2 separate regions of the Homo sapiens genome follow, and region 1 is linked to region 2. Evidence: read pairs that join two places in POLR2A ChIA-PET (ENCODE). Cell type or tissue: GM12878. All regions are shown on one strand. Links, peaks and the distances in the headings refer to the core of each region. The heading gives the core; the rest is flanking DNA.

Region 1 (5,376 bases), core at 116-5,115, 61 kb after region 2:
CTTTAATGTAATAGTATTGAGAGAGTGGGCCTTTAGGAGGTGACTGGATCATGAGTTCTCTGACATTATGAATGGATTGATCCATTTATGAGTTAATAGATTAATGGGTTATTACAGGAGTGGGTTAGTTATCATGAGAGTGGGACTATTATAAAAGCCAGGTGGCCTCTCTCGTGGGCCTCCTTACTGTGTGATGCCCTGTGCTACCTCAAGACTCTGTGGAGAGTTCTCATCAGATGTGGCCTCTTGACCTTGGATTTCCCAGCCTCTAGAACTGTAAAAAAGAATTTCTTTTCTTTATAAATTACCCAGTCACAGATATTCAGTAATGGCAACAGAAAACAGACTAAGGCAAGTATATAGTTTTATCAGTTATCTCTACACTTTTAAATGTTTTCATGTTACTAATTAGCATCCTTTTGTTTCAGCTTGAAGAACTTTCCTTTACATTTCTTGTAAGGGAAGTCTAGTGGGAACTTCTTTAGCTTTTGTGTATCTGGGAGACTCTTAATGTTTCCTTTATTTTTGAAGGATGGCTTTGTGAGTACATAATCTTATTGCCAGTTTTTTTCTTTCAGTACTTTGAATATATGATCCCACTTTCTCCTGGCCTGCAAGTTTTCTGCTGAGAAGTCTGCTGATAGCCTTATGAGGGTTCTCTTGGATGTGATGAGTTTCTTTTCTCTTTCTGCTTTCAAAATTCTCTTCTCGTCTTTGATTTATGGTAGTTTGATTATAATGTATCTTGGTGAAGTTTTCTGTGGGTTGAACCTATTTGGAGACTTTAAGCTTCATGTACCTTGATGTCCACATCACTCCCAAGTTTGGAAAGTTTTTTAGGCATTAATTCTTTAAATAAGCTTTCTATTAGCTTCTCTCTATATTCTCCTAATACAACTTCCATAATGTGAATGTTAGCTTTCTTGATGGTGTCCTTTAGATCTCACAGGCTTTCTTAATTTCTTTTAATGCCTTTTTTCTTTTCTCTTCTCTGATTGAATATTTTTAAATGACCTGTCATCAAGCTCACATATTCTTTCTTTTCTTTTGTTTGATCAATTCTGCTCTTGATGCTGTCTGCTGTATTTTAAATTTTATTCATTCTGTTCTTCAGCTTTAGAGTTTCTGTTTGGTTCTTTTTTTAAAAAAAAATCTCTATCTCTTCATTGAATTCCTCATTTTTAATGTATTGTTTTTCTGATTTTGTTGAGTTGTGTGTCTATGTTCTCTTGTATCTCATTGAGCTTCCTTAAAATGATTATTTTGAGTTCTTTGTTAGGCAATTTGTAGATCTCCATTTCTTTGGGATTGGTTTACTAGAGTATTATTGTGTTCCTTTGGTAATGTCATGTTTCCTTGATACTTTATATTCCTTGAAGTCTTGCATTGCTGTTTTCTCATTTGCAAAAGCAGTCACCTCCTCTAGTCTTTATGGACTTTTTTTGGGAGAGAGATTTCTTTACAAAACAGCCTGGCTAGGGATTCTGAGGCTCTCTCAGACCATTTCTGTGGATGCACCTGCTCCACACCTTTTGCTTCTCTTGGAGAGGGGTGAATTTTTAAAGAGTATATGCCTTTTCTTGATCCCACAAAGGCAGTCTAGGTGCTACTAGCCTCTCATTAGTTTCCCCTAGGGCAGTGCTCTGAAATGCTCAAGTTCTTGTGCCTTCTCCCTCCCCATCCCACACAGTCAAGCTATCTGTCTGTGTGAGATGCTGGCACTTGCCATCTGTGGGGGTGCCTTTGGGGAGCTGGCAGAGTGTTGGGTGAAGCATGTGAGCATTTGGGTGCCCGTGGTCCAGTTGGGATGGTTCACAGGAAAGGCGTCTCCATCAGCTTGTTGGGGGGCTTCCTAATAAAATCTGCAGAGCAATTATTAGGGTCCATAGCCTTTCTTCCTAGCTCCCAGTCTCTCCCAACTTCTCCTCCATGTCAGTCACCTCAGTATTGGAGGTGAGACAAGAAAGAAGCAGACTTTTTTTGGGCAGCATCCTGCATGGCTGGGGGAGCTGGAAGCTCACTTACTACACTTTCACTTACTCCAGTGGGAAAAAACATGGGCCAAGGGGGTTTCCCTGGGCACTGAGCTGTGTTGCTCAGCTCACAGTTGCTCAGCTTACAGTTGTGGGAAACGGTCACACGGGTAAAGTGAAACTGTTCTTACCCTCATCAGTGCATCTATTCTTGGATTTTTTTCTCTAACAGTGTGCTGGAACTTCTCCACTGGACTTCCAGACTCCTACAAAGACACTTTTGTTCATGGGGAGTTGTCAACATGGAAGCTTCTTTGGGGGGACTATGGTAGAAAGCTCCTCTTCTGCCATCCTCCTAACATCACCCATGTGTGCATGTCTTGTCTTCCTAATTAGATTATACATTCCTCAAGGGTAGGGATTTGTGGATCACACTCTGCCATCCTGCGAGTAAGTGGTTCCAAGTCCCTGATATAGTAGTTATTCCTAAGTATTAGATTGATAGATTTACAGAGGGTCATTAAACATACATTGACTACCCCAGAGATATGGGGTTAAAGTCTGATAGACTCTTTTCATTTCTACCTCTTAAAGAATCTTAATCAAAGGATCCACAAACACAATGGTTTGCTGATCCAAGGCGGCAAGGATTCTCTATTAAAACCTCTGAGGAATTCCCTTCTCCCTCCCTCCTTTCTTCCTTCCTTCTCCCACTTAGAAGTGGCAGCAGGCTTTTTCAGGCTCCGAGGCCTGTCCCCACTGATGTTCAGGTGTAGGTCAGGCTTCCATGCTCAAGCAGGCCTCAGGTCCCTGCTGAGGGGTGGGCACGGATGGAGGGTGAGCCTGAGGCAGGATGTGCAGGACAGCGACTGCTGAGACAGCGTTCTTGGCTGCCTTGTGGTGGGTGGGGGGCCATGGACCCAGCCCAGGGCGGGGGTTAGGGAAGGCACTCGGGAGGCTACTCGTAATTCAGGGTTTCTGAAATCTGGAGACAGGGAGGGCTAGGAGTCCATAAAGGGATGTGGCATTTGGCATCCCAGGGAGTCAGCTTAGGGGAGGGGCGTTTAGCACTCAGGGGTCTACTCTGTGCCTCAGCTTGGACCCATGAGTTTGGAAAGTTTCTTTTCTTCTTTTTTACTTTTTTTTTTTTTTTTTTTGAGACAGAGTCTCACTCTCGCTCTGTTGTCAAGGCTGGAGTACAGTGGCATAATCTTGGCTCACTACAACCTCTGCCTCCCGGGTTCAAGTGATTCTCCTGCCTCAGCCTCCTGAGTATCTGGGATTACAGGCGCCCACCACCACGCCCGGCTAATTTTTGTATTTTTAGTGGAGACGGGGTTTCACCACATTGGCCACACTGGTCTTGAACTCCTGACCTCAAGAGATCCGCCTACCTTGGCCTCCCAAAGTGCCGGGATTATAGGCATGAGCCGCCATACCTGGCAGACTTTGCAAAGTTATTTAACATCTCTATTATCTGAGTTGTCAGGCAGGGATAGTCATAACATTGTATTTACTTTTTCCAGCAGTCACAGCCAGTCGTGACAGCTTCTGACATCTCCAAAAGGAAGTGCACCTCGTCCTTTGTAGAAATGGGATCACAGGGTAATGGATCTGGAAATCCCACCTTCACACTTAAGTTGGACCCTGAGATGCAGAGAATAGGCAACCACTCTTCCCATGGCCACATGGCTTGGACAGAACTGGAGCAGAAGCCCCATTTCTAGATGGACGTGGTTTGCTGGGAGGGAGGAATATTGTTAGGCACAATGCGGTCCCAGCCTCAGCTGAGCAGTGCAGAGACCACAGACGTGGAACCAGACAGTCCTGGGCTCGCTGGGCCTGTCTGTATCGTGGCTCCACCACCTGTCAGTTATGTCAGCTTCTGGAATCAGCTTCGTCTTCCCAAGCCCCCTTTTTCTGTACCTGTAAAATGGGGGGTGGGGGGTGGGGATCTACCTCCCATGACTCCCAGAAGGGTTAAATGGAAGGATAGACGCACAATGTCTTGGATGCGGCAGTTGCCTGGTGCCTGGTGGCCTGGTGGTTGCTGTTATTATTCTCCGTTTGCACAGAAGAAAGTCTGAGCCCTGGTGCTTTTGTTCATGGGAACTCACTAGGGAATGAGCATGACTTCCGGCCTCTGCAATAACCAACTGACATTCTTTCTGATAATCGTGGCTGTTTCCGTCAGCTGTAAGTGCTCTGTTCTGGATAATGTTTATTCTCAAGGACATTAGGTCAAAGAGAGAATGGAATATGTTTACAAGGACATTAGGTCAAAGAGAGAATGGAATAAACTTAGGACTTTTTATACACAACCTGGGATGAATCTCCTCCCTGAGACCTAGGACACCCTGGGCGCTCTGCCTGTGTGGTAGGCGGTGCCCGGGCCCCAGGGGGCGCAGATGGGCTGGGAACCAGGACCTCAGCCGCCACCACCCTCCACACCCTCCCTGGAGTCTCACTTTCCAGTGGGACACAGCCCTGCCAACTCCCCTGGCCCACTGGCTCTTCTGCCCGTGGGCTTGCTAGCTGGGTGCTAGTGGATAGCTTTCTAGCTCGTTGCAGCGGGGGCACAGTGGCAGTTCCCTGATGACCGGTCACGAACATCTGTGGCTTCCATGGCATTATGCTGTGGAGACTCACCTGGAGAAAAACAGTGACCTCTGCGGGAACTTGGGGGCCAAGACTTCCTGGTTTCTAGGGTCCTGGGAACCACTGCAGTCCTGGGCAAACTGGGGGCTGCAACTCAACTTCGCCTGGGCATGATGACGCTGGTCACGATGCTGTGCATGACGACACTGGGCACGATGATGGGGGGCATGATGACGGGGGGCATGACGATGGGGTGGATCTGGGCATGATGATGCTGGGCAAGATGATGGCATGGTGATGCTGGGCACAACGCTGGGCACGACGATGGGCACAACGATGAGCATGATGGGGTGGATCTGGGCACAATGACACTGGGCATGATGATGGAGGGCACGATGAGCACGACGATGGGGTGGATCTGGGCATAATAACGGTAGATCGGGGCATGATGATGCTGGGCATGACACTGGGCATGATGACGGTCTGCATCTGGGCATGATGGCTCTGGGCACAACGATGCTGGGCATGAAGATGGGACACGATGATGGGGTGGATCTGGGCATAATGACTCTGGGCACGATGACGCTGAGCACAGTGACGCTGGGCACGATGACGGTGGATCTAGGTATGACGATGCTGGGCATGATGATGGTAGATCTAGGTATGACGATGCTGGGCATGACAACAGCGTGAATCTGGGCACGACGATGCTGGGCACAATGCTGCACACGATGATGCTGGGCATAACACTGGGCGTGATGACAAAGTGGGTCTCAGCACCTGTCCCAGTGCTTCTTGAAGGGGC
Region 2 (5,376 bases), core at 160-5,159:
GATGAGTGTATATGTGGTCTCAGTCACTTAGCTCCTTTGAAACTTAATTTTCTCTACTGAAAAAAAAAAATGGGAGTGATAATTCCCACTGCAAAAGGCTTTTGTTTTGAGGATGAGATTTTAGATGAAATAATAAATGTATGCATAGCCTATTCCTGACACATGACATAAACTCAAATAAAAGTCACTATTGCCATTATCTATTATACTCTGTAAATTAGGAATAACAAAACCATTTCTGCTTATTTCTCAGGGTCCATTCAAGAATTGTGCCCACAATATACCAGGCACTTGTCCAGACCTGCATCGTCCAATGCCCACCTCGACCTCCCAAAGTGTTGGGATTAGAGGCGTGAGCCACCGCGCCCTGCCTGCATGTGGCTATTGAGATGTGCTGTATGATACACACCGGACTTTGAAGACTCAGTGTGAAAAATAAAAAGAATTTTAAGAGGGGTGGGGGTCGAGGGGAGGCAGAGCAGTAGGACAAATAGCTAATGCACGCAGGGCTTAAAACCTAGACAACAGGTTGATGGGTGCAGCAAACCACCATGACACATGTTTATCTATATAGCACCTACATGTTCTGCACTTGTATCCTGGAACTTAAAATTAGAAAAAAAAAATAATAAAAGCCAACATGGCATTCATTACTGCCAAAAAAATTAAAACACATTGTTAATTTTGTATATTGATTACAGGTTGAACTGATAATATTTTGAATATATTGGGTTAAAGAAATACATTTAAAATTAGTGGCTAGGCACAGTGGCTCATGCCTGTAACCCCAGCACTTTGGGAGGCTGAGGCGGGTGGATCACCTGAGGTCTGGAGTTCGAGATGAGCCTGGCCAACATGGTGAAACCCCATTTCTACTAAAAATACAAAAATCAGCCGGGTGTGGTGGTGAGTGCCTGTAATCCCAACTACTTGGGAGGCTGAGGCAGGAGAATCGTTTGAACCCGGGAGGTGTAGGTTACAGTGAGCCGAGATTGTCCCACTGCACTCCAGCCTGGGTGACAGAGTGAGACTCCATCTTAATAATAATAATAAAACTATTTCTTGCTGTTTTACTTTTCTAATGTGACCACCAGAAAAGTTTAGATGGCTTGTGTGACTCTCATCATTGAACGGAGCTGTTCTAAACATGGGTAAGACAACGCAGAGCTTCGGTTGCAGGACAGAGAATGAAATAATAGACCCATAAGACAGATAAGTGACTGATTGTGACTGCTAGGGTGTTTACAGCATAGGCCGGTGACAGGAACGAGGAGTGTGGGGATGAGAGCCGACGTGGGCGAGAGTGCATGCAATGCAGGGTCAGACGTTGGATTCATCTCTCAGGAGTTGAAAAAGGTGGCGTTCCTGTTCTTTATTGGCATTGCTTGTGACACGAGGATTGCCCCTCTTCCTGAAGAGGTTGGTCAGGAAAATTTTTTGTTAACTTTTATTTTAGGTTTGAGGGTCCATGTGCAGGTTTGTTTCATGAGTAAACTCATGTCATGGGGGATGGGTGTACAGATAATTTCATCACTGAGGAATAAGCCTAGTACCCGATGGGTATTTTTTCGGATCTTCTCCCTCCTCCCATCCTCCACCCTCAGGTAGGCCCCGTTGCCCACCGTTCCCCTCCTAATATCCCTGTGTTCTCGCTGTGGAGCTCCCACTTATAAGTGAGAACACGCGGTGTTTGGTTTTCTGTTTCTGCCTTAGCTTGCCTCCACCTCTATCCATAGTGCTGCAAAGGACATGATCTCGTTCCTTTTTTATGGCTTCATGGTATTCCACGATGTAAATGTACCACATTTGCTTTGTCAAGTCTACTGTGGATGGGCATTTATGTTGATTCCACATCTTTGCTATCATGAATAGTGTTGTGGTGAACATACACCTGCATGTGTCTTTATGGTAGAACGATTTAGATTCCTCTGGGTATATACCCAGTCATGGGATTGCTGGGTTGCATGGTAGTTCTGTTTTAAGTTCTTTGCAGAATCACTATGCTGCTTTCCGCAATGGTTGAACTAATTTGCACTCTCAATATTATATTGTCTATAGCTGAGAAAGCTGAAATGTAAAGATTAAGTCACTTGTCCTCAGACATGTAGACAGGAAGTGGTACAGCCAGGACTCAAACCTGCCTCCAGAGCCCGTCCTCCTAAACCTAAGTCATGGTTTTCAAAGTGTGGTCCTTGGATCAGCAGCAAAAGCACCACCTGGGCACTCATTAGACATGGAAATTCTGGGCCTCAACCCGGACCTCAGCATGGGAATCCCTGGGGGTGGAGCCCGGCGGTTTGTGTTTGGGCAGCCCCAGCTGACTCTGAGGCACCATCAGGTTGGAGGCCACAGTGGGTGATAGTCCCTGCCCTGTGGTAGCAGCCGGCCTCCCTCCTTCATTTCTGTTATTCCATCTCCTTCTTAAAACAACCCTGTGAGGCTGGCAGGGCAGATGTCGATTTTATTTAACAGATGAAGAAACTGACCCTTGAGGTTTTATGACTTACCCAAAGTCATCGCATTAGTTTTGGAACTGAAACTTCAATGGCAGATCTTCTGGCTGTTAGTCTGAGACTGGAACTAGTACCCACAAGGACTCTGGGAGCAGTAAGGTCAGAGCAGGAGCTACTGCTTCATTTCATTGCCTCTAGTGAAGGAGGAGGGGGGTTCCCAGAGCACGGCTTCTCCATGGGTCTAGCCCATGATAGCTGGGTGCTTACCCTGATGTGCTGATGAGATTCTGCCTTATCTCCTGCAAGCCATTTGTGCTGTGCTAGGATTAAACAGTACACTTTGGAACCTTAGCTGCCCACACCCTGAGAGCCAATCACGCAGAACCCACAGGAAATCTCGGGGCAGAAGTAGTTTGCCATAAATGTCCATTTTCTCATTTTTTGTTGTTGTGACGGGGTCTTGCTCTGTCGCCGAGGCTGGAGTGCATTGGCGCAATCATAGCGCACTGCAGCCTCAACCTCCTGGGCTCAAGTCATCTTTCCACCTCAACCTCCAAAATAGCTGGTATTACAGGTGTGCGCCTCCTGTATAATTAAAAAAAAAACATGTTTTGAGGCCGGGTGTGGCGGCTCATGCCTGTAATCCCAGCACTTTGGGAGGCCAAGGCGGGTGGATCATGAGGTCAAGAGATTGAGATCATCCTGGCCAACATGGTGAACCCCCGTCTCTACTAAAAATACAAAAAATTAGCCGGGCGTGGTGGCAGGCACTTTTAATCCCAGCTACTTGGGAGGGTGAGGCAGGAGAATCGCTTGAACCTGGGAGGTGTAGCTTGCAGTGAGCTGAGATCACACCACTGCACTCCAGCCTGGGCAAAAAGAGTGAAACTCTGTCTCAAAAAAAAAAATGTTTTGAGGTTACAGGGAGCTATGATCACACTACTGCACTCCAGTCTAGATAACAGAGCGAGACCCTGTCTCTGAAAAAAAAGAAAAAAAATTCTTTGTAGAGACAAGGTTTCACTATATTGCTCAGGCTGGAATCAAACTCCTGGCCTCAAGCAATCCTCCTGTATTGACCTCTCAAAGGGCTGGGATTACAGGCGGGAGCCACTGTGCTCAGCCTGCATTTCCTGATGCAACTCGTTCACATTCCATCCATTATCAACAATCCCCACAACTTCACCTCCTGCCATGGATGCCTGAGGCTGGGGAAGGGGAACTTCATTCGGGTGTGGGCGTCACCTTAGCCACAGAGAACCTAAAAGAGTGATCAAGCCTCACCTGAGGTTGGGAGTTCGAGACCAGCCTGACCAACATGGGGAAACCCCATCTCTACTAAAAATACAAAATTAGCCAGGTGTGGTGGCGTGTGCCTGTAATCCCAGCTACACGGGAGGCTGAGGCAGGAGAATCGCTTGAACCCGGGAGGCGGAGGTTGTGGTGAGCCGAGATCGCGCCGTTGCACTCCAGCCTGGGCAACGAGAGTGAAACTCCGTCTCGAAAAAAAAAAAAAAAGACTGATCAAGCCGACTGAAAGTCAGGGTGCTCTGTTATTATAACTGAGCACCGGGAATTCTAAACACTGTCAGTGATAAATACTCTTCCCAGAAAAAAAACTTTCTTGTAATTATATGTGTATAATTCCATTTTTATCCCTAATCTTTTAACAAACATGTCTTACATGGGAGTTAATCCCAAGGGCTCCCAGCTATGCACTTGGTTCCAACACGTCTTCGTTCAGCCACAAGAAGTTTATTTGGTTCAGAAGCAGAGTGCTAGCTTCAGGCACAGTTTGATCCAGCTGATGGGCACTGCAACCTCCTGCATGTAAACAGCAGGTTTGAAGTGAACCGTGGTAGCACTATGACTATAAAGACAAACGAGGAGAACTTGCTTTACTTCACTTCATTCCATGTGATCACTTGTGCTTAAAATTTGAATCAGTGAAACAGGGCGGTGGGAACCGCAAGCTGAAATATTTTTGTTATAGTGTGGATTTTAGCTCATATATTACACATTTTACTGAATTCAAATAATGTCTTTAAAATTGAAATTTAGCCAGGAGTGGTGGCTCACGCCTGTAATCCCAGCACTTTGGGAGGCCGAGGCGGGATTTCGAGACCAGCCTGGCCAATATGGTGAAAACCTGTCTCTGCTAACAATACAAAAATTAGCTGGGCGTGGTGGCACGGGCGTGTAGTCCCAGCTACTCAGGAGGCTGAGGCAGAAGAATCGCTAGAACCCGGGGAGCCGAGATTGGGCCACTGCACTCCAGCCTGGGCGACAGAATAAGACTCTGTCTCAAAAAAATATTAAATAAATAAATAAATAAAATACAATTGAAATTTATTTTTTTTGGCCAGGTACGTTGGCTCATGCTTTGGGAGGTCAACGGAGGAGGATTACTCGAGGCCAGGAGTTTGAGACCAGCCTGGGCAACATAGTGAGATCCTGTCTCTACAAAAAAATTTAAAAATTAGCCAAGCGTGCCTGTGGTCCCAACTTCTTGGGAGGCTGAGGTGGAGGATTGCTTAAGCCTGGGAGGCTAAGGCTGCAGTGAGCCGTGACTGCACTACTGTACTCCAGCCTGGGTGACAGAGTGAGATCTTGTCTCAGAAAAAAAAAAAAAAAAAAAGGAAAGAAATTTATTGTTTTTTAAAAGTGTAATTGTTGGGTTTTTTTTTTTTGAGATGGAGTTTCACTCTCGTCACCCAGGCTGGCGTGCAGTGGCGCGATCTCGGCTCACTGCAACCTCCACCTCCCGTGTTCAAGTGATTCTCCTGCCTCAGCCTCCCCAGTAGCTGGGATTACAAGCACACGCCACCACGCCCAGCTCATTTTCGTATTTTTAGTAGAGATGGGGTTTCGCCATGTTGGCCAGGCTGGTCTCTAACTCCTGACCTTAGGTGATCTACCTGAG

Evidence for each region. ChIA-PET counts read pairs that join two places held together with the same protein. Peaks named below come from ENCODE experiments on the same cell type or tissue, not always from the same donor. Only the 100,000 strongest peaks of a DNase experiment are listed, where the experiment ranks them.
Region 1: POLR2A ChIA-PET joins it to region 2 with 5 read pairs; 9 of 35 experiments call an interaction of 5 or more read pairs at or near these places.

Annotation. Positions count from the first base shown.
Region 1 is chr2:3,622,515-3,627,890 of GRCh38, forward strand. The region is part of intron 3 of COLEC11 (collectin subfamily member 11); the gene reads left to right. Among named protein-coding and RNA genes, the nearest start is that of COLEC11, 30 kb to the left of the region's middle. RefSeq lists enhancers at 1,890-2,109, 2,140-2,379, 5,013-5,376. In GM12878, for the core only: no CTCF peak of the experiment used is centred there; a DNase peak (open chromatin) is centred at 2,137; H3K27ac peaks cover 640 bases.
Region 2 is chr2:3,561,064-3,566,439 of GRCh38, forward strand. It overlaps RNASEH1-DT (RNASEH1 divergent transcript), which reads left to right. Exons shown (of 3, transcript NR_038429.1): 3 at 254-687. Among named protein-coding and RNA genes, the nearest start is that of RNASEH1-DT, 5.4 kb to the left of the region's middle. RefSeq lists enhancers at 3,477-3,526, 3,577-3,626. In GM12878, for the core only: no CTCF peak of the experiment used is centred there; DNase peaks (open chromatin) are centred at 2,688 and 3,558; H3K4me3 peaks cover 1,889 bases; H3K27ac peaks cover 1,847 bases.